4 separate regions of the Mus musculus genome follow, and regions 1, 2 and 3 are each linked to region 4. The links are chromatin loops, found by intact Hi-C in ENCODE. Cell type or tissue: gastrocnemius. All regions are shown on one strand. Each heading gives the region's core, and the rest is flanking DNA. Links, peaks and the distances in the headings are about the cores only.

The links. Peaks named below come from ENCODE experiments on the same cell type or tissue, not always from the same donor. Only the 100,000 strongest peaks of a DNase experiment are listed, where the experiment ranks them.
Region 1: it touches region 4 in a loop (6-fold over the local background); 28 of 42 quality-filtered maps call a loop at or near these places.
Region 2: it touches region 4 in a loop (2.5-fold over the local background); 3 of 42 quality-filtered maps call a loop at or near these places.
Region 3: a loop joins it to region 4, with 3 times the contacts of the local background. A loop is called at or near these places in 11 of 42 quality-filtered maps.

Annotation. Positions count from the first base shown.
Region 1 is chr3:146,174,127-146,181,867 of GRCm38, forward strand. It overlaps Mcoln2 (mucolipin 2), which reads left to right. Exons shown (of 14, transcript NM_026656.5): 5 at 1,331-1,415; 6 at 1,531-1,627; 7 at 2,385-2,484; 8 at 6,033-6,145; 9 at 7,580-7,729. Among named protein-coding and RNA genes, the nearest start is that of Mcoln2, 28 kb to the left of the region's middle. In gastrocnemius, for the core only: a CTCF peak has its summit at 3,882; DNase peaks (open chromatin) are centred at 3,730, 3,971 and 4,980; H3K4me3 peaks cover 386 bases.
Region 2 is chr3:145,985,960-145,993,700 of GRCm38, forward strand. Syde2 (synapse defective 1, Rho GTPase, homolog 2 (C. elegans)) reads left to right here and starts at 1,911. Exons shown (of 7, transcript NM_001166064.1): 1 at 1,911-3,210. The coding sequence starts at 2,040. It overlaps Gm35352 (a long non-coding RNA gene), which reads right to left and starts at 1,536. Exons shown (of 3, transcript XR_376174.3): 1 at 1,413-1,536. In gastrocnemius, for the core only: a CTCF peak has its summit at 3,734; DNase peaks (open chromatin) are centred at 1,867 and 2,479; H3K4me3 peaks cover 3,831 bases; H3K27ac peaks cover 3,429 bases.
Region 3 is chr3:146,056,010-146,061,009 of GRCm38, forward strand. The region is part of intron 16 of Wdr63 (WD repeat domain 63); the gene reads right to left. Among named protein-coding and RNA genes, the nearest start is that of Gm35409, 22 kb to the left of the region's middle. In gastrocnemius, for the core only: a CTCF peak has its summit at 2,364 (motif pointing right); a DNase peak (open chromatin) is centred at 2,379; H3K4me3 peaks cover 356 bases.
Region 4 is chr3:145,934,251-145,941,991 of GRCm38, forward strand. It overlaps 2410004B18Rik (RIKEN cDNA 2410004B18 gene), which reads left to right and starts at 3,764. Exons shown (of 3, transcript NM_025555.5): 1 at 3,764-4,078; 2 at 4,648-4,846. The coding sequence starts at 3,809. It overlaps Bcl10 (B cell leukemia/lymphoma 10), which reads left to right. Exons shown (of 3, transcript NM_009740.2): 3 at 1-116. In gastrocnemius, for the core only: no CTCF peak of the experiment used is centred there; DNase peaks (open chromatin) are centred at 3,738, 4,194 and 4,677; H3K4me3 peaks cover 2,639 bases; H3K27ac peaks cover 1,375 bases.

The DNA of each region.
Region 1 (7,741 bases), core at 1,507-6,506, 240 kb after region 4:
CAGTGTTCCAATCCAAACAACGCCCATCTTGCCAGCCACCCATTGGGCTGAAGCTCCACTCGCAAAACTGCTGGGTAGACCAAGTGGAGTTTTGGTTTTCGTTTATCGACGCACACTTATCTGTGAGTTGGATCTGAGGCTAGCCCAGCAAATGAGCTGGCTACATAGGCAGTCGTTGGCATTGAGCACATGGGAGGATTATTCTCTCAGTAGCTCAGGGGAAAGTCAAGGAGCTTCCTCCGGTGTGTAAGATTAACCCATGCGTGGTTACTCATTAGCAGGCTTCTGCCAATGTATGCAAGAAAAGGAACCTAAAATCAAGAAGAAGAAGGGTCAGTCTCGGCTCCGGATGGAGAGGCAAGAATGGGTGGGTCTAAATCTTGATAGACAGCAAATGCTTGTGCAACCATACGAAAGTTTCTTGACTTCTGTGCTTTGGTTTATTTACCTATAACATGCCATCAGTTTGCATTGAGGATTAAAGAGCACAATTCATTAACCAGATAACATACGTGGCCACAGCACTTTGCCTGTAACACGCTGTTTCATGGAATCGTCTGTTCAGTTCTGTGCCCTGTGTTTGGCCCAGCATAGCACATTTTTATTAAGCCCGTTATACTTAAAGTATGACTTAAGCTAGGAGTTCATGTTATGAGAGCAGAGAGATCCAGAGAACCCATGGGAAGCCAGCTTGCTCTAGGTCCAGACCTCTCCATACTAGAGACAGCAGAGCAGAGCAGCGTGGATGTCACACAGTTCCACGACCAGGTCTCCATGACCTTGCTAGTGCTTACCTCTGGATCTCCTCGTTGTCCTGTGAAGCAATGATACAGGGCCACGCTGTTCAGAGGCTAATCTTTATGGGTGGGCTCTGTAGTCCTGCCTGGCTTGGAACTTGCTATGTGAACCAAGACAAGGCTAACCTGGAACTCACAGAGTTCCTGCCCCTCTCTCCCGAACGCCTCCATCTGTTCTCTCCTGAACGCTACAATATAGAGGAGAAGAACTTCCTCTGCCGGGCATTTTTGTTTAATCACAACTGCAGCTGGGGAAGAAACATTGTATCCCAGAGCATCGTAGCAGGAGGCATCTGAAGCCTGCTTCTGTTCGAGACTGACAATGTTAACGTGGTCCCTGGGTGAAAGCGGCACCTGCCGGCTTCTCTACTGAAGGGTGACCGTGCTCCATGTGGTAATTAGTTGATATTTTCTGACAGCCGTTTTGAGGCGTTCCTAGGGTCCTGCTTCTCATCACATGGCTGCTGGACTCATTTCAGCATCAGACTCTGGCCAGGAGTGACCATTCCCTGTCTGTCTGTCCGTTGCTCTAGACTGCATTCACCTGGACCTTCAGGTGCTCACCACGGAACCCGAGGACTGGGCACAGACATCTTTCTTCAGGCTGGATTTTTATCGGTAAACACAATGTCAAGTCTCAATACCCAGGAGAGGAGGCCTGGGGCGGTGGGCGGGGGCACGGACACTAGGATAGTGACGCTGACAGTTGTACCTTTTACTGTATTTTATTTAGGCTCGTGCAAGTTGATATCTCCTTTGCCCTCAAAGGAATTGACCTACAGGCAGTTCATTCCCGAGAGATACCGGACTGTTACCTCTTTCAGAATACGGCAAGTGTTTTTGTGTGATGTCAGCCTCTGTTTCACTCCCTGCAACTTTGTAGTGGAGGGTAAGCCCTTCAGCTACAGATGTTAGATACTGTTGTACTGGAAACTGCTTCAGTGATGGTGTGGTACCCATCTAGAGACTGTTCCCTGTGAAGATGGATCCAACCCTTTCCAACTCTCTAAAACCCTATTCTTGGGCTGGGAAGGTGGCTTGATACATAAAACATGGGGATATGAGTTCAAATCCCCAGCACCCACAGAAAACTTTCATCCTTTATGCTATAGTTTTTTAATCATTAAAAAATATATAACTAAATTCTCCCAGTTAGCTTCGGCTGTCAGCCTGACATAGCCCATGGTGTCCTGAGGGTGTGTCCACTGAAGGACTACCCAGATCAGACTGGCCAGTGAACATCTCAGTGGGGCATCTTCTTGGCTACTGATTGATGCAGGAGAGGCTCTTCTATCCTTGGACAATGGGTCCTGGGCTGGACCAAGAAGCAGGCTGAATGAAAGCTGTCAGCAAGCCAGTAAGCAGGACTTCCTCTGGGGCGTGTTCTCCAGTTCCTGCTGGAGTTGACCAGAGTTTTACCACAGTAACAGCAGCTGGACCAGAACCCACGTGCAGAGGCATTTTCATCCCTGTGATCTCTGTATCAGAGTTCTATCTGGGTACTGATGACTTTTGTAAGTAGTTGACCTGACAACCCCCACCCCACCCCGCCTCGTTGGACTATAACCTCTTTGTTTCTGTCTCTAGATTACCTTCGACAACACAGCCCACAGTGGGAAAATCAAAATCTATCTCAACAGCGAGGCCAACATCGAAGAGTGTAAAAACATGAACATATCTGGGTCTAGTAAGTGTACCGTTCAGCCTGTTGTCTGTGGGTTAGAGGAGGTTTGGGGGGCTTAGGGAACCCACGTGATTCGTATGGAAGGTGGTGGGGAAAACGTTTCAGAAAAACAGTTCAAACGCTAGTCCTGAGCGAGTGGTCCAAGTCAGCAAGTGTTTATTGTTTCTTGAGTCAGTGGTTTACGCAGTTCGCCTTTGCAGCAAGATGGCCTGGGTTTGCATTCTGGTTCTGTGAGCCACGGCTGGAGGCTTGGACCTATTGCTTGGCCTCTCTGTCTTAGCAGTTTTCTCTACAAAGCAAGAGCAATGGCTGTACTTATTGAGGGGGTTGGTGCCGAATGCTGGGAGCAGAAGTCATCAGAGTTGCTCCGCAACTCATCAGCGAGGAGAGGCCTTAGGGAGGGACATCTATGTGACCAGATCCTTGGGGTGCTATGGGTAGCCATAGCCAGGGAAGTATGGAAGGTCTGAGTAGGAAGGGAAATGATCATTTTGACCGAGCTCAGTGGGAATCCTGAATTCTCGGAGGAGGTATGTTCTGATCCAAGCCTTGGACAAAGGAGAAGAGTGGAGACCTCAGGGTGCATCTTGAATAAACACGGGGACATCTCCTCCGTCACCCGATGGTCCACATGCTTAAATAGCCTTGTTGAGCTAGCGATGACATCATGTACTGTAATCTCAGCTATGCAGGAAGAAACTGGGAGATTTTGACTTCAAGACCAGCCTAAACCACTTTGTGGGGGAGGGTGTTCCTGTCTCAAAAGAGGAGTGTAAGATATGTGCATCCTGCTTTGATTATTAGTGGTCAGGGCGATGTCTCTGAGTGTGGTGAACTGGCAAGCTCCGTTTACACGAACTCACTTGGGCCAGATGACCAGAAAGACAAATATGAGTCACGTGGTTTTTTATTCCAACAGGTGACTCATTCCTTTTCAGCTGTACAACGGCTGATGATTTCGAAGTTTTCTCTTTTTTTTTCTAGCTTTGGTTTCAGTCATTCCTCTAAAGGAAGCACACAGATTGGGTTCCTGATAAAATGGATTTTCTATTTCGCAGCAGATACTCAAAGACCAGCACCATCAAGGCAGTCCTCAGGTCCAAGTAAAGGCTGAAGCTATGTCTTGGTGGTGTGGGGGAACGTAACCTTTGCCATATATAAACTGTGATTTGCAATAGTCACTGTGAGACTGGACGTGTGCCTCATGGCTCCCCAATGATCCTCTCACCACGCATGCCAGAACGGAAGAGCTCTTGCTCCCCCCTGTGGCCAACAGAGAGAAGCAGACCTAAAATGTGATTCTTACGGCCATGTCTTAGAAACTCGACCTTATCACTAGGAAGACATGAATTTAAAATAAATCAAGGGGTTTTAAAAATCATTAAAAATATGAGGTTTAGAAACCAGTTTAGAAGATGGGTTGTGCTGCCTCTTCCATTTGAAGCCGTGGACTGAGAAGCTCTGCCTAAGAGAGGCCAGAGGCGCCACCTGGTGGGCACTGGCCGCTGTTGTCCAAGTATTCTGATGCTCTCTTCTCACCCAGCTTCCCAGCTGCTGCTTGCTTCCTCTTGGCGTTATCTACAATTATCCACATCTCCTCAAAGCAAAAACCGGTAATGTCCACGTTCACAGACATCTGCTTCCCAAGGAGCCTTCTCTGAGTGCGCTTCTGCTCTCCAGAACTTATATTTTATATACTATAGTTTATAGCCAGCCACACGAGGCTTTAGAAGAATGGGGTGGGCAGGGCTCCCTCTGATGGAGATGTAATGGTATATATTTATTGCAGAGCTGACAGTTAGTAAGCTTGGATAGCCCGAGTCAGAGTTCCTTAGGCAGATGGTGGGAGAGCGTCTGTGCACATCAGGTATCTGGGAGGGTGGAGTGAGTGGGGTGTGCCATTACTCAGAGTGGCAGGACATATTTCTGAACCAGTGTTTTCCAAACTCAGATTTGGAAGAGCTTTCTGAAATGCAATATGGCTTCAGTGGGGTAAGCAATCTATGGCTGCTGGATGTTCCCAACACTTGGGAAGCTGAGGCAGGAGAATTCCCACTACTTCACATTCAGCATAGGTTGCTGTGTTCGTTACTTTTTTGTTGTTGCTGAGATAAAACACCATGACCAAGGTGACCTAGAGAAGGAAGAATTTATTGGGGCTTACAGGATGAAAGTCCATCATGACAGGTAGACGTGGCAGCAGACCATAGACATGGAGACCTAAGCTGAGGGCTCACACCTTAACCTACAACCAAGAAGCAGAGAGAGGAGGAGTCGGGGGAGAAGGTGGTGGAGGGGAAAAGAGGGAGGCTGTGAGATGATGTCTTCTAGGCAAGCCACAGCCATTTCAAACACATTTCGTCCTCAGACTCAGCAGTTTCGAGTCAAAGGCCTTCCCTGGGAATGCATAAGACCAGGCGGGTCGACAGTCAGACAAGAGTGGAGGAGGGGCTCAGGGGACCTACGGCACACTGAGGAGCTGTACGCAACACAGATTCAGTGAGGCAGAAACCACTGCGTTCTGGTGGCTTCCCGTTCGTGACCCCACCAGGCTCCAACCCTCCGGGCTCCGACACAATGTTCTGGCCAACGGTCACACAGATGGGTCACAAACCAGATCACGAATCTGAGTGGGGGGGGGACTAGGTATTGATAAGAAAGAGAGAGAGAGATGAGAGGACAGGGCATGAGGTTAGAGTACGTTATATAAACATATCAAGCTGTCAAGCAGCAGAATTAATCAATAAAAAGAAAAATCTGAAACTTGACCCCTAAAACAAATCATGTGAGCAGGTGTGTGTGAAGTACGGCTCTGGCCAAATGCAAGTGTGTGTGGCTTGTGGATGGTCCCCTAGGCAGGAACAGAGACAAGGGAGACCGATCCAGTCATAGTGAGGCCGGGGAGAGCAGCAGCCACAATGTGGGGCCATGTAGTCTAAGAGCAGCTACACTTACAGATCAGCCTCTCTTGTCCCGTCCCCCCCGCAACCCCCACCCCCGCACTGTACGTTCCAAACACTCATTCGCTCGCTCGCTCACTCACTCACTCACTCCTCAGTCCCTGAGTTCCTTTCTTGGTGTTGACACACAGGAAAGGCATCTCAGACTGGCTTCTGGCAGGACGGTGTACCTTGAAACAGAGGAGCACAAGTGGGACCTCTCAGTGTGGCATTTAACTTTGCTCTCTTAATTGATAAGGGGAACTCATTGTCTGTGTTGCTGTGTGAAGCAACGCAGGCCATGGTGGCCTCTTCTGAATGGAGCCCAACGGGATTGCATTCTGTTGGATTCTGTTCTGCAGTAAATATTTATAAAGAGCTTAAGTGCGTTGATTAACACCGCCTACGTTTGTAAGTGCACGGCCCTTCCCTCCAGGGTGTGTTGGCTTGTCTGTGGAGTGCGGTATGCTGTTGCTTCTGATGGTTGCCGCTTTAACAAGAGAAAGGGGTCTTTCCCTTGAATTTCCCTTCAGACTACCATTTGCTGAAAAGACTACTCTCCACAATGTGTGCGAGGCGTACTTCCCATTTGTACTCTGCCTTGCTCTGCAGCTCAGAGAAGCACTCACTACCTCCTGGTGTTTGATGTGTTCGTCATTATGATCTGCCTGGCATCCCTTATCCTGTGCACGAGATCCATTGTTCTTGCTCTGAGGCTGAGGAAGGTAAGAGAGAAACTCCCCTGTCTCCCTCCACTCAGCCAACAGCCTGCATTTGTCTAAATCAAGGGAATAAAATGGCAGCATCCAGGCAGGCATGGTACAGGAGGAGCCAAGTGTTCTACATCTTCATCTTAAGGCTGCTAGCAGAATACTGACTTCCAGGCAGCTAGGATCCTTATCCTAGGGTCTTAAAGCCCACACTCACAGGGCCACACCTAATCCAACAGGGCCACACCTATTCCAACATGGCCACGCCCACTCCAACATGGCCACACCCACTCCAACATGGCCACACCTACTCCAACCTGGACACACCTACTCCAACCTGGACACACCTACTCCATCAGGGCTATACCCTCTAATAGTGCCACTCCCTGGGCTTAAAGTTGAGCTAACAACTACAGGTATTTGTGGTGATCTCTCAAGCGTTTAGAGGTTTCCAGAATGAAGATTTTATTTCAGGGATGACCCTAAGAGCATGCGTGGGTTGCATCATTTTCTGTCTTCAAGTCAGAATTCACTTTGAGGAGGAGGCAAATGGGTTATAATGAAACACAAATAATTAGATTTGATTTCTTGAATAGTTTCATTGTAATTTTTTTTTTTTTTGGCTGTTTAAGTATGTTTTCTCAGGAGTGTGTACTGACTTCAGCTTACTGTGTGTGTTATTCTGGCGTGAGGTGGGAATCTAGGGTCCCACTGGGGTCAGGGGAAACAGGAAGACACTGAAATACTTCAGAGCAGGAAATGGCTCATGTTCTATTTCCTTTGATCTCGACTTCCACTTTGACTTTAAATTATTATTTTTTTTGAGATTTATATATTTTAATTTTGTGTGTCTGAGTGTTTTGCATGCATGCGTGTCTGCACACCATGTACATGCGGTGCCCCCAGAGGCCAGGAGAGGGCAGCAGATCTCCTGAAACTGGAGCTACAGACAGTTGTGAGCTGACCCCAGGTCCTCTGGAAGAACAGCCAGTGTTCTCAAGCAGACATCTCTCCAGACCCTTGGCTTTCACTTTGTAAACATCTACTTCATATCTGCCTTCCAGGCCTCTGGATATTCTGTATCCAAGGTTGAAGTCCCTCTCTGCCAAGTTCAGGGACAGCATTGGGGACACAGTACCCTCATCTGGACCACAAGAGGATCCTAGTTCAAGGGGTTGCCATCAATCAGCTTAAATGAGGGCATAGTTTGCAGTATTTGGAACACAGTCTGTGTTAGTGTTCTTGGAAGGACAGCATAGGTGCTCAGGGTTTGGGTTAATCTAGCAGATGTTCAAATGCTTGCTTACACGGGAGTAGACAACTCCACTCGGCTGTGGCACCGCGTCTCCCTGTGAGGTGGATCTGCCAGCTCGGAATTGTTTGCTCTTGTCTTCTGCCTCCGGAGGTCAGTGTGACTTGTAAGACGTCTTTTTTACATGTTTGCCGTAGAGATTTCTAAACTTCTTCCTGGAGAAGTACAAACAGCGCGTGTGTGGCGCTGACCAGTGGGAATTCGTCAACGGATGGTACGTCCTGGTCACTATCAGCGACCTCATGACAATAATTGGATCCATATTGAAGATGGAAATCAAAGCCAAGGTCAGTGACATC
Region 2 (7,741 bases), core at 1,549-6,548, 52 kb after region 4:
GTCAATTTTGAATTTTTTAAATAAAAGATACAAAACATGCATACGAATTATGTAAAACAAAAAAAATACCTGAAACAATCTGTTCCAACAAATATATGATAAAGATTTGTGTGTTTATACATGTGTGTGGTGTATATGCATGGTATATGTGTAGCATGTGTATATGTGTGGTGTGTTTGTGTAGTGTACTTGTGCATGGTGTGTGTGTGGTATATATGTGTTTGTGTGTATATGCATGCATGTGTGTTGTGTGTGGTGTATGTGTGGTGTGTGTGGTGTATGTGGTGTGTGTGTGTGGTATATATGTGTGTGTGTGTGGTATATGTGTGGCATGCAGGGTATATGTGTTTTGAATGTGTGCTGTGTAGTGATAAGGACTCTTGAAGTTTGGTAGAACCTGAGACCTAGTCTGTGTGGGAGCTGACTCCATGGTGAAGAGGAGGATGGGTAGGTAGCCCTTCAGCCTCCCCTCTGCATTCCTGTGTTTTGGAGTGAGTCTCAGGTCACAAAGCAATGGCTCCTCACCTCCAGGGTGTGGGTCTTGATACAATTGACTCAAATCTTTAGGCTTGAAAGCTTTGCCTTCACCTGAGGGGCACTCCTGTCAGTTTCTTTGTTCCTTTGTTTAGCTTTTTGAGAGAGGGCCTCAGGCTGTCCTCCTACTGCCTCCATCTTAAGCCTCCTTCCACAAGCAAGTATACCACCACACCAAGCCTAGCACAGGGAAGATTACACGCATACAGATACAGGGGGATGACTCCAAAGGCAGAGAGCCAGGCGCTAACAAACGGCACAGATCCAAGTGAGCTGAGAGGATGGAGCGTTTAGGCACAGAAAGCAGCTGGGCTTACATGGAGGACCATACTGGAATAAGTAAGGACCATTCACTCAACTACCACTTTTGGAGGACTTGAGTACCTACTAAGTGCAAGCATGTGCTAGATATTTGTGCGGTATGAGTGGCTCAAAGGTCATTCCCAATGCATAACAACCAAAAAGTATAGCTGAAATCAGAGATGATGGCAACACTGATTCTTATCGATCAGTGCCAGGCCAGGCAGGGTTTGGTATTGAGAGTAGGTATTTCCAAATTTCACCCTTTCTCTATTTCGACCCAGTGAACACTGAATTTCAGTTAGCATTTTTACATTTAAAAGCTGTAAACTAGCGCTTTTAGTTTGGTAGTTGTACCCGGGGCTCTTATCTGTGGTTCCATTTAACAAGTTTTGTTTGATCTAGGGATTAACGTTGGATGAGAAGGTATCATTTTTACAGAAGGAGAAACAGATTTGAAAAAGAGGGAACCGAAGTGATCTAGTACATAAAGGACTTTTTTTAAAAATTCCTTATTGAATAGGATTTGCTACAGATTTCTTTTTTATTGTTTATTTTTACGTGCATGGTTGTTTTACCTGCACCTATGACGGTTTACAACACGCATGCCGGGTGCCAGCGGAGGCCAGAAGAGGGCTTCGGAACCCCTGACACTGGAGTCCTACACCAGAGCAGCCAGCGATCCTTACAACCGAGCGACCTCTCTAGCCCCGCAAATTCCTTTCCAACAGTTCCGGGGAGCAGGGAACCGATCAGAACATCTTGGGGACAACGCTCCTGTGAGATACACCTGCACTCGCACTTGGTCGGTCCAAACAGTCTTTGTTACTCTCAAGCTAGGACTTGCTGCACCGGAGCCCCGCCTCGCGCAGGGGGCAGCGGGGAGGGGCCGGGGCGGTTGGCGGGGTGGCAGCCCGACCCGCTCCACCTTTCCCTCTCTGCAGCCGCGCAGGCCCCGCCCCCGGAGCGCCCACCTCGGGAACGCCGCGTGTTGGCCCGCGCGCCCCGTCGCGGCTCTAGTTCCGGGGCATGCGCGCTGCGGCGCCCGCGCCCCCCTCTACCGACCCGCCGCTGCCGAGTTATGCCAAGTATGTGAGGAGCTGGCGAGGACCGGCCGTGGTCATGGAGAGCCGCCGCCTCCGCCCGCGCGGGACTCGGAGCCCGCCCCGCGCCCCGGGCGAGCCGGGCTGCTGAGGGCGGCGCTCATGGCGGAGCCCCTGCGGAGGACGCTCGGCCGGCTCCGAGAGCGGCACGCTCCCGGCGCGCTCGGGCTGCACGCGGACTCCGTGGCGGCCTCGCTCTCCGAGGGACGCTCGCCGCCCCACGAGCTCGCGGGCCCCGGTATGGAGCGGCCCGCATGGGGGACCGAGCAGCCGGGCGCGCGGGTGCCATGGTCTCGCGGGGCGCAGGAGGCCGCCGCTCTGGGCCGCGCGCTTGCTCGCGCCTCCCCAGGCGCCTGGGGCAGCGGCGACGACGACGGGGAGGACGAGGGCGCCGACTACTACGAGAACCTGCCGGCGGGCTGCGCGCCCGAGGGGGCGGAGGCGCTGCGGGCCTCGCCTTCCCGAGCGCCGGGCTCCTCCCCGGGGATGGAGGGCGGCCGCCTGGAGACGGGCAGGCTGCAGACCCAGTTGCGAGAGGCCTATTATCTGCTGATCCAGGCCATGCACGACCTACCCCCTGACTCGGGCACGCGGCGGGGCGGACCCGCGGGAGCCCGGGCTCAGGGCCAGCAGCCGCCTCTCCCCCGCGGCGCAGCCGTGCGCCCAGCCTGCAGCCTCCGAGGCGGCGACCGCCCTCCGCAGCAGGTGTCCCCGCCCCGGTCGCCTCCGACGGAGTCGAGAGAGGGACGGCCTCCCAGTCCTCGGATACAACTGTCCAGTTGCAGAAGTCTCGAGAGCCTCCGCGTGAGCCGGCGGCCGCCTCTGCTCCAGCGGTGGGCGAGCGACAGCTGCATCAGGTGCGGTGCGCACCGGGACAGGGACGAGCCCCAGCCACGTGGAGGTGGGATGGACGGCTGGAGCCCGGGCAGCCACAGGGCTGCTACGTCCGCCGCTCTCCTGCCTCCCATCTGCCATGACCCCAGCGGGTCCTCGGGACGACCCTTTAAGGATCCTGTGGGGACCTCTGTGATATCCAGCAGCCAAGAGGACCATCCGGAGGATCTTCCCCTCAAGCCACCTGCGGTGACTGTCAAGAAACTGCAGAAGTGGATGTACAAAGGACGTCTGCTGTCCCTGGGGATGAAGGGTCGCGATCGCGGGACAGCACCCAAAGTTCCCGGAGCGCAGACAACCTCTCCAAATTTGGGCAGTTGGAAAGTGCATGAAAACCACGTCCTCTCGGTGACAACGGACCAAAGAATCACACTGACAGGTAGGACACTTTGCAGTCAATATGCTAAGCAGCGCCCTGAGCCTCTAGTGTGGTGGTTTTCAGCCTTTCTGATGCTGTGACCCTTGAATCTAGTTCCTCATGTTTGGTGCCCCCGACCATAAAATTATGTTCGTTGCTACTTCATAACTGTAATTTTGCCACTGTTATGAGACGTCATGCAAATATCTGTGTTTTCCAATGGTCTTAGGCGACCCCAGTGAAAAATTAGTTCAGTCACCACAGGGGTCGAGACCCTCAGGTTGAGAACCACTGGTGTACTGTTTCCCGAGTGGGCTTCTGCGGGTCTCGGGTCGCTGCTAATGTCATACATTAAATCTTGTGGTCTTTGCGCCCCCTCCCTTCCCCTCCTCCCTCTCTCCTGCTTCCTGCTTTTTCCTTCTTTCCCTTTTCGGATTTTTTGTTTTTCTCTTCTCCAAGAGTCAGCGTGCTCCCTCCCTTAGGACAACAGTGAATGAAGGTTTTAAGTCCTTTACATGCATTTAATGTAGGTTTTGATGCGGGAGGAGGGGGGCGCTATTTTAATTTTTTTCTTTTCTTTTCTGTAGCTCTAGGCAAACTCAAAGACTTGGGAAGTTTGTGAGTCTGAATTCGATCCAAGGTAGAATTTTATAGGCTTCATAAACTGTCATTTTACTTATTAGGCTGTTTTTCTTCTCACCCAGGCACCGCACATACTTGAGCTTAGACATTCACGTGAGCACGCGCTCTCTCGGGCTCTCTCTCTCTCTCTCTCTCTCTCTCTCTCTCTCTCTCTTAATCCAAAGCTAGGATTTCGTTCTCTTGTAGAACACCTATGATACTGGTTTGTAAAGAAAGTAAATGTCACTCAGGGCCAAGTGCAAGCACCTAAGTCCACTTGAAAACTTAGAAAACACTATTTATAGTAGAAAAAAAATTTTTTAAGTCTGGTTGTCCTTATATAGTATGCAAAATCTTTGGTTTGCTATGTGCATGTTTTTAAATTCTCAGAGGGTCTAGTTTTAGAAATCTCTGAATTTTGTTGTAAATATCAAAATTCTCTGGTGAATCAAAACCATGTGGCATCTTGACACCCCCTTAAAGACAGAAACTTTCAGTGAGGAGTTTTAAAAATAGTTAAGTGCTGGAAGAATTTGAGGGTTTCCTGGAAGAATACACACCCAGCCCAGCTGTGGTGGCCCAGGCCTTTCATCCTAGCACTCTGGAGGCAGAGACAGGTGCATCTCTGCAAGTTCAAGGCCAGTGTGGCCTACAGAGTAAGACCCTGTTTTTTTTTTAAAAAAGGGAAAAAAAGATCACATGTCTCTCTGAATTACTGCACAGTAACTTGAAATTATAAACACAAATGTGGGGAGAAATCCAAGTTCTAACTAAAATATGATTTTATATGATTTATAGACATTATACATTAAACAATAGATTCTAATTCTATTTCACCTGAATAAAGAGATAGTAGACAAGTCTTTGTGAAGAGAGATGCACTTTTCCAAGCTCACATCAAAATCTACTACTACTACTACTACTACTGCTTTCCCCCAGATCTAAAGTACTTGTAATAAAAAGTCTTACATTCACAGCCTTTAAGTTCCTTTAACTCTGTATGATAAATTTCACTGATAACAGAACTATGTAAAAACATTCACCATCGAATTACTTTAGTGATCCTGCAGATATTCGGGGAGTTAAATATTTTTCTTCATAGGATGAATTTGTTGCTCCTTCCATTTGACTTTATTTATTTATTTTTTTTTTTAATTTTTTTTTTTTTAAAGATTTATTTATTTATTATATGTAAGTACACTGTAGCTGTCTTCAGACACACCAGAAGAGGGTGTCAGATCTCGTTACGGATGGTTGTGAGCCACCATGTGGTTGCTGGGATTTGAACTCTGGACCTTCAGAAGAGCAGTCGGGTGCTCTAACCCACTGAGCCATCTCACCAGCCCTCCATTTGACTTTAAATCTGGAAGTGATAATAACTGAAAAAGAAATGAAAACCACGCATTGCAACCTCTGCCGCAGCCTTTTATGAGACATCTACCCTGAAGCTGCTGCAGTCCCCTCCCTAAGCCTGGCCCTCCTGGCTTCCTTTCCCATCACACATTAACTCCTCAGCATCCGGGCATGACAGAATAGCGTTTAGGTATCTCAGGATGTGCATAGTTACGCCAGCTCTCGGTGCGCGGGTCCTAGACTGTTCTGGATTCATCCACAGGTTTTACTCCTCTCCCGTCTCCACCCGAGACGAGGCCGCTGTCGTTCAGCAGCAGAGGAACCTGGAGGTTAAGGAGTCTGACCTTAGTAAGAGACTGATCTTAGTTAAGAGTCTATGCTTAGCAGGGTCAAGACCTGGGTTTGGGTCAGGTCCACTCAACACACAAAAGAGAATAAAGTGGAAAAATTGCAGCTTTTTTTTTTTTGAAAAAGTATAGTCTATTTTGAGCAGCATGTTCTTAGTTGTACAAAAGACGGTAAGTATTTTATATCACATTTTCTCTATATATTCATATGGATAGTTTCTTTACAAATGAAAGTACAAGTCAGAATCCATGGTAGATATGTGATGGCATAGAGACACCTCATCTGAGCATTTTAAAAATGTGTGGAGACGATCATGACAAATGCAAACTACAGTGGTTTTCAGTTTTGATTTCCGGCTCCCACCAGGAACCATTACACCTGTGATGGCGTTAGAGAGCCTGCAGCCTGATGGACTGACGTGTGTTGCAGCATTCACAGATTGGCCAATTTGTTCTAATTGAGACAATTATTTAAGAAATCCTAAGTCATTACACTTGGTAAATATTGTCAAGTTTCTGCAAGCCGTAGGATGATGAAGGGGCCGCAGTTCATTTGCCAGCTGTACTTCATTATAAGTCTTTATTTGAAAAGTCCTAATTAGCACGTGATTTTTAGAAATGTATTTTGGAGCACCAGTTGGTCTCTGTTGGCTGTTCATTGTGTGAAAAGTGTACTTTAGTCTCTTTGACTCCACTCCTGCTTCTGTGAAAGAAGACACTTAGTATAGTTAACTGTCAATGATTTACCTAAAAATTTTAAGGTGGTTTTAATTAGATGGCATGAATTTGTTGATGTTGTTTTTGTAGCCAGTGCTGGTCTTGAACTACAGACCTGTGCATGGCCGTGCGGTGCAAGGGGTCAAGCCCAGGGCTTTATGTACACTGGGCAAGCACTGTATCCACTGAGCCACATTCCCAGGTCCCAGCTTGCATGATCTTTTCTTGTTTGTTGGTGTGGGTTTTGGAGATAGAGTTTCTCTACATAGTCCTGGAGCTTACCCAGGTCTGCCCGCCTCCTGAGTGAGTGCTGGGGTTAAAGGCTCCTGCCTCCATTAGGCCCCGCCTCCACCCCTCCCCCTTTCCCATATTCTCCCCTTCCCCTTCTCTCTCTCTCTCTCTCTCCCTCTCTCTCTCTCTCTCATTTTATGTGTGTGCCACCAGCATGCCCGGCCCACACAGTTAGAGATGGTTGTTAGCTGCCATGTAGGGGGCTGGGAATAGAACCTGGGTCCTTTAGAAGAGCAGAGCGTCCTTTTAAACGCTCAACCATCTTAAGTGAGGTTGATAGGGTGATACAGATTCCTGTCTGTATCTTTTTTGAAGCATTTGAAACTCTGGTTTCATTATCTTTTTTTTTTTTTTTGGACGGGGGGTGGGGGAGGCCCTGCTCTGCCAGCACCTCCAACCTTCGTGAACGGTTTCTGACAGTCTTCTGGCTTTAAATCCTGTGCTGAGACAGTTCGGCCTTCCGGCCTTTGGAAGCAAGTGCAGCTTTTTTTGTTTTGTTGTTTTGGAAGAGTGCCACGGAACATTGGAGTTGCTGGTGGCTGGAAAACTTTGAGAATTACAAAATCAGCAGAAAGTCGTGTTGTGCTGGTTTGGAAGGTCTGTGCTTCTGGATCAGAGAGTCCCCGGTCCAAGAGGTGGTGTCCGCTTGTCCTTTGAGAACGCCTTGGGCTGTTTTCAGGCCCTTGGGGAAGAAGTGTTCTTCACTGTTGGAGAAGGATGCTTTTCAAACCATGTGCATATGGGTTCCTGGAAAACCTCCTTAAAGTGCAGATTGAGAAGGTTGGACAGGACCCTGGGAGTCTGCGTCTTCACAGGCTTTCAGGAGATAAGGTGCTGTTTGGAAGGCCACACTTTAGTAAGGACCTGAAGTTCTCCTGACCCTCTGCTTAGGAAAGACGTCCTTACTTAATACTTGATTCTTAAACTGACCCCAGTTAAGGCAAAGCACAGAGCATTCTCTGTTTCAATCTTGTATAGATAGTGCTTGCAATATATGAGTACACTGTAGTTGTCTTCAGACACACCAGAAGAGGGCATCAGATCCCATTACAGATGGTTGTGAGCTACCATGTGGTTGCTGGGAATTGAACTCAGGACCTCTGGAAGAGCAGCTGGTGCTCTTAACTGTTGAGCCGCCTCTCTAGCCCGCCAACGGTAGTCTTAATTGATCCCATCTCCGACCAATCAACACTAGTGACTTTGGAATCTGCCAGAGAGGGGAG
Region 3 (5,000 bases), core at 1-5,000, 120 kb after region 4:
GAATGGAGAAAAAAGCAAATTAAATGACAAATATATTTAACGCCACGGTTTTCAAAGATAGGTTTCTCTCCCTAGGGGAATTTCTGTGGCTACACATAAAACAGGCTTTGTAATAAATGGATCGTATCCTGGGACTGGAGAGGTGGCTCTGTGCCTAAAAACACTTGCTACTCTTTCATAGCTCTTGGGCTTAGGTCCCAGCACCGCGTGGCACTTAACCACCATTTGTAACTCCGGGACCAGGTAAGTCAATGACTTCTTTCAGCTTCTGTGGACACCCAGCATACATGAGGTGCACATATATACACGCAATCAGGACACTCATATGCATAAAAAGGAATACATATTTAAAAACGGAATCATATTCTATATTAACCTGATGTGCCGCTCATTTATTCTCTTTGAGTCGGGTAAGGAGAAATTGAAGAGGGGAAGACAGGAGACACACAAATACTTAGGAAGGCACAGGCGTCAAAAAATAGTGGGGTGTTTAAAAAATCTGGGTGTGTATGTGCACGCACATGTGCACAGCAAGAGTGAAATCAGAGAATGACTTTAAGCATCTCTCTCCTTTAAGCATGTTAGTTCCAAGGATCAAGCTCAGGTCTTTGGGCTTGTGCTAGAAGCACTGTACCTGCCGAACCGTCTTGGTGGCTCAGTAAAACAGTTTCATGCTATGGAGTTGAAGAGATCAGAGGAAAATATTTCTATCTACTGTGTTTACTCTGACTTGAGTGGGATAGCCTTGGATATTTAATGACTTCAAAGCTATTATTATGCACCACAGAGCTTCAGTGTTGGTGTTAGTAATTTCTGCAATTAATTTTTATTGAACACTTACTACAAGCCAGGCATTAAATCGTGTATATTTCTCTATTAATGTATCTGCACAATGCTACCTCTGTTATCTTCTCACCTTTTCCCCCCAGACAGGATAGAGATAAGGTAAGGCATAAAGAGGCACAATCACTTATTTGGTCAAATAATAAACTAGATTTTAAAACACAGACCATCAACACCAGAATCCACTCTTAATCATTATGCTTAAAAAGTATATGGCAGTCTCTGAAGGCTGCTCTAAAAGAATTCGAAAGCTATTAGGCTAAAGCCTTCCTCACTAAAGCACATGCAGTTTTCTCATGGAGAGGTCGAGCTGGTGTCTACCTACAGCCCTCAGCCCTACTGACTGATTTTATGGTACTGGAAGATGCTCTGGATGCTACAAGAGGAGAAAGGTAAACACCAACCCAGCTACAAACCAGTCCACCAGTGATGCCCTGCCTGCACGCTGTGCTGGTGCGGTAGCAGCACAAATGTTGTGGTAGTAACCTGTCACTATCTGACTAGATTTAAGGTGGACCTCATGAGATGGAACCCGTGTCTGACGCTGCTTGATTGCCCAAGAACCCGAGACTAGATGGGCCAGGGACCTAGGGAGAAAACAAACACTACTGCTCTGCTAAAGGGACAAGATCACTCTTGATGACATTCCGCTCTCTCCATAGATCAGTGTCTTGCTCAGTCATCATCAGAGAAGCTTCCTCCTGCAGCAGGTGGGAACAAACGCAAAGACCCACCCTGGACAATGTGCAGAGTGTAAGGCTGTGGAACACTCAGTTCTGAGTGAGATTTCTCATTAAGTCCCAAGGAAGCGAGGTCTTCTACATACAGCAGGGCTGATACACGCGAGGAGTCATGGAGACTGTGGTAGCACACACAGGGACTGAAGAGGGCTAAGCCGGATGGGATCCCAGTGCGGACAAGGGAAGCAGACACAAGCTCCCATCCCCAACCCAGAAGCTATTTCCAATTGACAACTGCTCACAAGTGAAAAAAAAAAAGTTTTCTCCAACAGAGTGTTATTGGATATTTTGGAGACTTTTTTTTATGCGTTGTCTAGGTGGGTTTTTGTTTTTGTTTTGTGTTGTTTTGCTTTGCCTTTTGTTTATTTTGTTTTAACATTACAGGTCTTCTTATATGAGTTCATATTTTGTGTTTTTGTGGGATTTCTCTGTGTGTCTATGCCTGTATACCCCCCCCCACACACACACCAATACACACACCTTTAGCACCTTCTTTTTCTTGGTTGGTTTGTTTCCTAGTCTGGTTTGTTCTAGTTGGCTTTTGTTTTTAATGAGATAGGAAAGCAAGGGTGTGGATTTGGGTGGGTGTGGAGGTGGGGGGGGTATCTTGGAGGAGCTGGGGCACGGAAACCCATGATTATATTATATGAAGAATATTTTAATTAAAAAGTAATACACTTAGAACTTTAAAAAAATTACTAGATTATGTCCAGGGACCATGACCTATTTTGGATACTAAAATAATGGGGGTGGGGGGAAGTCCTTGGTCACTAGGTGGCGACAGAGTACCAGAAAAATGGGGCAGGTTCACCAGGCGCTGGTGATCCATGGTCCAAGGAATCCAGTCAATCAAATGTCCCAATCAATAGACAAAATGTCTTAGGGAAGTTATGTGTGCATTCTAATGAACAGATCCGAGACTGGCCAGAATGGGTGCTCGGCTGGCAGTGTGTCCAAACCTCAGGTGTCTAATAAAATTACTAAGGCTGGTTACTCACACAGGAGGCAGGAAGCCACAGATCTTTCTGAACCCATGGAGTTGCCTGCAGCATGAATTTCTGTATGGCCTGCTTGTGTTTTTGCTGGGAACATGTCTGCTCCTCCTATTTTGATTTATCCCAGATGCTTTTCTTTAAGAGTAATACGTAGGGGCTGGAGAGATGTCTCAGCAGTTAAGAACACCAAGTGCTCTTCCAGAGGTCCTGAGTTAAATTCCCAGCAATCACATGGTGGCTCACAACCATCTGTAACACCCTCTTCTTGTGTGTCTGAAGCGACAGTGTACTCATATAAATAAATAAATAAATCTTTTTTAAAAAGAGTAATATATAAAATCACGTTGTGCAAAAAGAAAATGTTTGGATGCTATGTTTTCATGTTTGACAACATAACGGTGTTCTATAAGCTGCTTATTTTAACGAGAGGCTTTTCCTTAAGTGCATGTAAATGTATTTTCTATCTGTCCCACCAGAATATTAGGTCTGTGAAAAGACTTATCTTCAAAAAATATTTTTGATTTTAAATTATGTGTGTTTGAGCATGTGCACATCCAAAAGAGAGCGAGAGTCCCTGGAGCTGGAGTCGGGGAGTTGTGAGCCACCTGACACGGGCGCTGTGAGCGGAACCAGGATCCTACAGAGGAGCGGTCAGTGCTCATGAGGCCTAAGCCACCTCTCCAGTCCCAAGACCTGTTTTTCCAATACTGTGTTCTTAGAGCCTAGGACCTTTGGGGGGAGTGTAAGAAATACGTGTTGACTGAATGTAGACTGCACATGGCAGCTTGCATGTGTGAGGCCCTAAGTTCACGAAAGAAAAAAAATTAAAGAAAGAGAAGGAAGGGTTTATGTGTCTAAAGACAGAACTGCAAAATCCTCGAAGCAGCCACTGAAGGGCAGTGAAGAGAACTAGACACGTGTGCGTCAACAGTCAGACGACCACACATCTTTCTTTCCCTAAGCAGTTGCTAGGACAAGGAGACTGAAATCCAGGAAGGAGCCTCCGCCATCTGTGGTTTCACTTTCTGCAGCTGATGTCAGCAAACAGCAAATGGAAAGTTCTAGAAATGAAGCACTTCTGAGTTTTGGGCTGTATGGCAGCCTCCTTAGAGCAGTGAGACCTGTGCTGTCTGCTTGGTTGCTGCTAGGGTATGGGTTGTCCAGGGAACGGCGCGTCCATGCTGCACACGCCACCTGCCCATTGTCAGCCGCTTAGATGCCTTGGTACTCAGACAGGCTTCCGTAGGACGCCGTGCTTGAGCTCGAGTGACAGCACTCCCCTCCTTCAACCCTCTCCCACCTTTAACTTATTAAAGGTCCCAGAGTCCTAAATCATGATGTTGGTGGTCTGGACGTGCTCAAGAGAGGCCGAGGAAACACTCTCGAGTGAAAAACCGGAAGCACAACCCAGGACTTCCAGTATACAGTCGTAATCCCGCATTTTATTAACAGGACTGTTAACTTCTTACTTTGTCTTGTTTATGAAATACATGTGTGCTTTTGGGGTTTGAACTGGGTATAGTAGGCGCTGGAACGCGTCCCTCACAGATGGGAGTATCCCTGCTTTGTTAGCTGATTGAGCCTTGTACACAGCTTCTTGAAGTCGAGGTCATGACCCCGCATCACATCTGAGCCCGTGATGGAGAAGACTCTGTGGTTCCTTTAAACTGTTTGTTTGGACACCAAGGGGAAACAAACGTGCTATGTTTTAAAAATGCCCCTAAATCTAGATTCCCCTTCTTTTCTCCAGCACAGGCCTAAATATTTCTTCTCCAGCTGGGCATTACCTACATTTAAAAAAAATGTGTGTGCATGTGTGTGTGTGTGCGTGTGTGTGCGTGCTGCCTTGTCTCACCTCAGTGGAAGAGGATGTGCCTAGCCTTGCAGAGATTTGAAGTGCCACAGTGGGGGGATACCTGGTGGTGGTGGGGGGTAAGAACCGGCCCAGAGGAGAAGGCAAGGGAGGAATGGGGGAAGGATTGTGGGAGGGAGTGACTGGGAGTGGGGCAGTGAGTGGGATATAAAGTGAATGAATAAAAAGAATGTTTTTAAAATTTAATTTAAAAAAACCACTTTTTTTCTTAGATGTCCTTTTGTTTAACCAAACCTTGGAAATTTTACAACAGAAATCTTTGGAGGCAAGGCAAGAATCTGACAATACTTCAATTATTACTTAGTTTTATGAATTTTTGAGTGTGCTTTGCTCTCCAGTTGAACACTCAGCAATCCTTTCCTTTGAGGGGTTTGAGAGCTTGGGTGTACCCTTCAATCACATTCCAAAGGAACACGGATTTTCTTTTTCTTTTTTCCATTCAGTTTGATTTATCATGGCATTGTGAAACTATCAATTAGAAGTTTTAACTTATGGAAATTTGTTTCTTTGTGTTTCATACTGCATTATGTTATGCCTGAGATAAACTTC
Region 4 (7,741 bases), core at 1,374-6,373:
AATTTGCTATTAACAATAAAGTTTTTTTAATGTAGTGATGTGTCTGAGTCAGAAATTCAAAATGTCTGATTTTCAAATGTCTAACGCTTTTTAATATACTGGTTTTAAAAAGAAAATATTTCAGAGTTAAATGTGGTTGTACATGTGTGTGAGTCTGCACTTAGGGGTTGAAGCCAAAGCCCATGAGTTTGCGGCCAGCCGTGGTTATGGAGTGAGTCCAGGTTGGCCAGTGTCTGAGTTAGGGTCTTACTGCTGTGAACAGACACCACGACCAAGGCAACTCTTATAAGGACAACATTTAATTGGGGCTGGCTTACAGGTTCAGAGGTTCAGCCCATTATCATCAAGGCAGGAACATGGCAGCATCCAGGCAGGCATGGGGCTGGAGGAGCTGAGAGTTCCACATCTTCCTCTGAAGGCTGCTAGCAGAATACTGACTTCCAGGCAGCTAGGGTGAGGGTCTTAAAGCCCACCACACCCACAGTGACACACCTACTCCAACAAGGCCACACCCTGGGCCAAGTTTATATAAACCTTCACAGCCAGAGTACACAGTCATCAAGACTGTCTGTAAAAGTGGCAGGGAGGGAAGAGGGAGAACAGGGGAGTATAGAGCGAGGGGCTGGCTTGACTCGGTAGCATATAATTTGTTGTAAGTTAGTGGACCCAGTAGTTAAAAAGTGACTTTTCAGGAATATCAGATTAACACAGCATAAAAACTCCACAGCCGCTTTTGTATTGCCTTTTTCTAAAGTCCTGCTTTTTGTACGTTGTGGGCTTAACAGAAAAACCGAGCGTAAGTAATTAAGTACCAGTTCCTTACGGTCTCCCGTACTTCTAATATTGATGACAACTTGTTATAGCCTATGAACCAATGTTGTTATTAACCAAAGTCCATATTGGGTCCTCCATTACATAACTTGAAAGTTTTAGAAATGTATAATACTGCATAACCAAGTAACTTATTTTCACTGCCTTAAAAATATAATCTTTCAACCTCCCTCCTGTCTCAACCCTAGCAACTCTTCTTTAGACATTTTCTAGAATGTCTCATTGTTGGGGCATAAAGATGGAGGCCTCCTCAGGCGGTTTCTGGGGTTCCTCTACGAAGAGGGTCATCCTTAGCATAGTCCTGCAAGGTCCAACAGGCCAGGGGAGTGGCTGTCAGGAAGTTAGGTTGGCTCTTTGTTTTGTTTTTTTAGTTTTTGTTTACATTTTCACTTGTTTTAATAAATAACTCTGTGTGTGTGTGTGTGTGTGTGTATGTCTGTGTCTGTGTCTGTGTAGTACATGTGTGAGCATGTTAGTGTGTGTGCCTATGTATGGAGTCCAGAGGCTGCTGTCTGTTGTCTTACTTGGTTGCTCTCCATCTTACTGTTTGAGACAGTGACTTGCTCAGCCTAGACTTCACCATTTGGCTAGACGGGCGGCTCCTGGGATTCCCCCTAGCTCTGCGTCCCCAGGCCCTAGGGTTTCAAATGAACCACTACACCAACTTTTATATGGGTGTTGGGAACCCACACTCACAGGGGAGTCCTGTGTGTGCAGTAGGCACCTTACTGAGCCACCTTGTAGCCCTTGATGAAACTTTTTGAGTTTAATTTTCTTTTCAAGGTCAGAACTTTTATTTAAGTCCCATCACTACAGACAACCAACCAGTTTATCCCAGCCCATGTTACCTTTAGTTAATCTGCCCTTTATTAATAATTAATACAGGTCCATTGTAGACAGCTTACATCTTTTATAGTGGGACTTTCTCAGATCCACCAATAGTATAAATAAGGACATGAGACTTCTAATATAGCTTAAAGCTTAGGCCTTTTCCTAGGGCAGTCTCCCGCTAGTTCATCTGACTTAACCTGACACTTGCCGACAACCTGCCACTTGGCTCATGCTGTGCCCTTCTCCCTGTGGTCCCCTTTCTGTACCTACTCTGCAGTCTCCAGTCTCCTCTCTTACCCTTCCTTATTCTCTCTCGAGTTTAGCTTTTGTAAAAAATAAAAAATTTTTGTTACTTTAGTTTTTAGGAACCCATTGCTATTTCTTGCCAAATATTCTTTTTGTTTTCTTTTTAAGATTTATTTATTTTAAGCCAGGCAGTAGTGACACACACCTTTAAACCCAGCACTTGGGAGGCAGAGGCAGGTGGATTGCTGAGTTCGAAGCCAGCCTGGTCTACAGAGTGAGTTCCAGGACAGCCAGGACTGCACAGAGAAACCCTGTCTCGAAAAAAAATATTTATTTTATGTAGATGAGTATAATGTAGCTGTCTTCAGACACCAGAGGAGGGTATCAGATCCCATTGCAGATGGTTGTGAGCCACCATGTGGTTGCTGGGAATTGAACTCAGGACCTCTGGAAGAGCAGTCAGTGCTCTTAACCCCTGAGCCATCTCTCCAGCTCTCAAGTTTAAATTTTTAATGCTAGAGATTCTTTACCCCATCTAAGAGCCTTCTGCCAGCCCAGCATCTTGATGCTACTCTAAAGTTTCCTGGACATCCTGGGGTTTCACTTGTCCATGTACCTTCCCTATGGTTTTTCCCCAAACTCATTATATAAACAAGCACGGCCACGGGTGTCGGAGCCTTGTACATTCACCCCATTTCCACCACGCGCTGAGATTACAAATACACACCACCATGCCCAGTTTATATGGGTGCTGGTACTGGAACCCAGTACCAGGCAGCGAGCTCTGCCTCCTGAGCTGCACTGATTTGGTTCATGTTTCCGGAGGGTAACCGGAAGCTCTGAATGAGGACTCCTCTGGACCGCTCCTCGCCCATCTTCCCTTGGTTGGACTTATGCTATATTTGCTGCAGTAAACTGTAGCTATATACACGTGGTTACTCAGCTTTCAGCGGGTTCTACAATTTTGTCACATTACCAGGCTGGAGGGTGCGTGAGGGGACCCTGAATTTGCTAATGATGTCAGATCTGAGGATGATTTGGGTAACCCAGGACTTTGTACTTTGGGAACAATTGTATCTCTGTCAAGTCTAGGTACTTGGACGGAAGGAAGTTTTTCTAGAAACACTCAGACCTATTATCTCAGAAATTACAACCCAGCAATATTCCTTGATGTACTCCAGGGACGGTCACCAAAATAAATACTAGGAATATAAACCTGAACAAGGCAGTCTAGCCCGTTCCATTACCAGACTTCGTATTTTTCTGTAGAATTTAGCAGATAAGAATCAGACCAAATGGCAAGTTATTAATGACTATGTCACCTCTGACCAGGCATTTTTAACTGGGATCTAAATATTTACAATGGTACCAACTTGGGGTGGGGGGCTGTAAAATTTCACCATTGACCTCTAGTTTGTGGCAATACTCCGGTCTCATCTTCTCAAGTGCTGGGGTTAGAAGTGTGCGCCCCCACCCCCTGCTTGCTTGTTCTTACTGTTTGGTAGACAACGTCTCCTGCACTGTATTAGCTGTTAAGAAAGGACTTACATGCACCTCGCTGGCCCTCAAATTTGCCTAGGATTATAGGTATGCATGTTTGGTTTTTCTCTGCTTTAAATTACAAGCCCAGAGTGTGACTGTGGCCACTGATTTCCCTCCGGGTATCCTAAGGCTCCCGCTGCTTTTTCCCAGAGATCCTTAAGAAAAAACAAATAAATAACTTGCTTGAGGGCTGTGGAATCCCCGCCTCCAGCATCCTTCCAATCTCCGCCCATGAGTAGGAGCGCGGCTCCGCCGCTAGGGGGCGCAAATGGATAACTCGCCAGCCTGGGGGGCGGGATCAGCCGTGGCTTCCGGCTTCCGGCTTCCGGCCGAGAGAGGGTGGGAACCCGCGGCCGTCATGGCAGCCGAAGAGAAGGACCCGTTGAGCTACTTCGCGGCTTACGGGAGCAGCAGCTCCGACTCGTCGGATGAGAACAGCGAGCCGGAAGACGCGGGTCGCAAGGAGGCGGCCTCGGCTCCGACGACGGGCGGCCGCGGGAAGCAGGCGGAGAAGCGGCTGCCCGGCCCGGACGAGCTGTTCCGCAGCGTGACCCGCCCGGCCTTCCTCTACAACCCGCTCAACAAGCAGATCGACTGGGAGCGGCATGTGGTGAAAGCGCCGGAGGAGGTGAGATCCCCGGCCCCGCGGCCGCCCCGGGGCCCGACGCCCGCTTGCCCCTCCGCCCGCTCGCCCACCCCCGGCTCGCACTCAGCCCGCGCCGCGCCGCGCGTCCCCACGGCCCCGGGAGCCCGGGGGGTGTCAGCCCGGGCCCGCCCCTCCGCGCTCGGGGGTCCCAGCCGGGCGACGACTAACGGTGGTGACTCCCCGCCCCCCGCTGCAGCTTCTCCCCGAGACCCCTTCCCTTTGACGCCGAAGTGCCTGCGCTGCTGCCTCCAAGACAGCGTCTCTGCTGCAGCCTCCTGAAGGGGTCAGCCTGGCCGTAGTATCTGGGACTGCATCCTCCTTTGGTAACTAAAAGTTATTAGCTTTATTTATCCAGGGAACCCTTTGACTTTTTCACCTAACAGTGTTGTGATGTTGATGGAAAAAAAAAAGTGTCTTTTAAGCCTAAAGGATTTTAAAAAAGAAAGAAAGAGGAAAGTCAGCCAGAATGATGAGCAGGGAGGTGCATGCGCTCGTATCCATCGCGGGAACCTCGGTTCGTCACAGGGTTTCTTAATGTGCTTACTCGACAGCCTCCAAAGGAGTTCAAGATCTGGAAGTCCAACTGCGTGCCGCCCCCAGAGACCTACACTACTGAGAAGAAGCCGCCGCCGCCAGAGCTGGACATGGCGATCAAATGGTCGAATATCTATGAAGACAATGGAGACGATGCCCCACAGAACGCCAAGAAAGCCAGGCTTCTGCCTGAAGGGGAGGAGACAGTGGAATCAGGTAAGAGAGAGGAGTGTTGTTGTTTAAGATTTCAGCACTCAGAAAGAAGAAAATCCTTCCGGACAAGGTTTACAGCCTAGTGAGTTGGAAGGCTTGCCCAGAAATTGTCTTTGGATGCTAACGGTCTTTCGATCGTTCGGGTTTTTTGTTTTGTTTTGGGGGGAGACAAGGTCTATGTAACCTGAATGTTCTCGGAACTCATTATGTAGACCAGTCTCTTGAGTGAGGCCAGCCCAGCCTGTCTGTGCCTCAGTATCTCAGTGCTAGGACTGAAGGTGTGTGCCAGCAACCCACGTTTCCGCTCCGTTTGTAAGGATTCTGCCTGAAAGTAGTCTCAGAGGTCTCTGGGTATGATGCCTTATTAGAGCGGCGGGTGTGAACTCGCTCGCGGGTCCTTGTCCTGCATTTGTGACCCACTGAAGGCTTCGCTTCTGTTGAGACAGCAGTGCTTCAGCTAATCAGGGTTGCAGCGTGAAGCAGCTGTGTAGGAGCAGGCCTGGAGTGGTTTGATTTCCTTGCCTTGTTGGTAATCTCGTTTCTGTCGTGCCTAGACTGCTGCAGTAATCTCTTCCTGCAAATCTCTGTCTCCAACTGTAGCTAGTAGTGAGCTTCTACAGTTGATATCTGATTGTGTAACTGGCTTGCCCCCGAACCTCTACAAACTGAAGAGAGCTGGAGAGTTGTGTGACCCGTTCGGTCCCCCTCACCACCGTCATTTTGGGGCTCCATCCCAGCATTTTTATCTTGAAACTCAGACCTGGGTGGACCACACTGGGATGGGTTCTTGCTTTGGTGGGTATTGCCAATAGTCTGGACCGAATGCTTTAAACTCTTGGCTGGTAAAGCCATTCATCTTACAGAAACCAAAGTGGAAATTTTTCTAGTATTTCCTCTCCTTTACCTGGGATGTGCTAGTGCTGCTAACTTAGTTGTGTGTGGCTGCTTTTCACAAGGCCTTCTGCAATACAGTTTGTCAGGCAGCAAGCTCTGATCTGGTCCTGTGTGTGGCCTAGGTTACTCTAGTACATTGTGAGCACTCAGAGGCTGGCTGTTAGACTGAGCTCAGCGTTTTAGACTGTCGTTCTGAAAGCCGTTTGCTTTTTTGTTAAACAAATTTCTGATCTTCCAATACAAGGGCCAACCATAGAGAGAGATGTTTAAGAGAAGGGCTGCTACTGGCAGGAGTCTACACGCACTCTTTTGATCTGTTTGGCAAGGCAGCATCTGACATAGCTGAAGATGACCTTGAACCCCTGTTCCCCTGCCTTTACCTCCCTGGCACTGGGATTATAGGTATATACTATGTCCAGGTTTGGGCTGGTTTTTTTTTTTAAGATCTTTAATAAAGTGTGAATTTTAATACATTATTATATGGTACTTTGATTAAAAGATATTTTTGAATAAAGTAATCCTTATAGAGTCCTACAAAACTAGAACAGGTAAATATAAAAATGAAAGCTTAAGACTTACCCAAGGTCACAGTAAATACTTTTAATATTCTTAGCAAACTGACACAATAGTTACTCATAGTTGCTTATCAGTCTTGCAGATTAGAATACAGTCTGACATGAAGGAATTTGCCTACGTGCACACCATTAGGAACTGACAAATTAAGACTTAAGTTCAACCTTGAAATAGGATTTGTGTCTTGTTAAGCTGAGGTTGCTTCCTCCCTGTTTCACTGGTTAAGAACTAACCATTCTTCTCCGGGACCAGAGTTGACATCCGGGTTGTCGCAGTCTAGTGCTCTTACATCTCTGTCCCTTGAGGATAAAGACCAAGGAAGCAAGAATCCTCTGTTTTTAATTTTTGGGTTCAATTATCAGAAATTCAAATAAATGGCAAAAGCACCCATATTACCATAGCGAGTTCTATCCTTTTGGTTGAAAAGTGAATGTTAGCAGTGGAAAAGGACAAAAAGAACTCGTTTTTTTCTGGTTTAAAGCCACATGGCATGACTCAAAAGTCACCTGAGTGAGGCTGAGGATGTAGCACAGTCTTACAGGGCTGTCCTCACACGCCTGAGGACCTGGGTTTGATCCCAGGATCTACCTACAAATGCTGATGTAGTGATGCCTGCTTATCATCCTGATCCCAGGGAGGCAGAGGCAGGAGAACCTTTGGGGCCTGAAGGCCAGCCTGTCTAACAATTGGTAAATGCCAGACAGAAGAGAAACCTTGTCTCAGGAAGTAAGTGGGGTTTCAGGGGTGGCACGCACATTAAAAATAGATAAATATTAAATTGTTAATTTGGACTTGTGTGTTGGTTACTGAATATAACTCTTGTAATAAATAGCCCCCCTCCTTTTTTGAAATTGGGTCTGACACTATGTAGCCAGATGGCCGTGAACTTCCGATCCTCTTGCCCCTGCCTCTCAAACTGAGATCACACGTCTGTACCACCCTCTATTCTGTGCTCCTAGATGTTGAACCTAGGGTTTTCTGTGTGCTAGGCGAACACTCGACCTACTCAGCCACATCCTCAGCCAGTGCACACTCCCGTGCCATAGGAAGTTGCTGAAAATATTAATTTGCCTGACATTTCCTCTTTGTACACATGTGAACGTGGAGACCAGAGGACCACCCTGGGTGTCAGCCTTATCTTCTACCTTGTTTGACTTTTTCTCTGCCATTCATGTATGTATGCCATGTCAGGCTGGCTTTAGAGCTGGGAATTCTGTCTCTGCCTCCCACCTTGCCATGTGAGCTTTGAGATGACAGACATGAGTTAACTGATCAGGCTTTTTGCAAAGGCTGTGAGAATTCAAATTCTGATCTAGAGCCATCTCTCCAACCCCTGACATTTTTTAACCTATAGTTTGTAAGTAATTATTAAGCTACCTGGCTTTTATTTTACCTTCCCATAGTCTTCTTCCTCTGGTCATTTTTGCTACT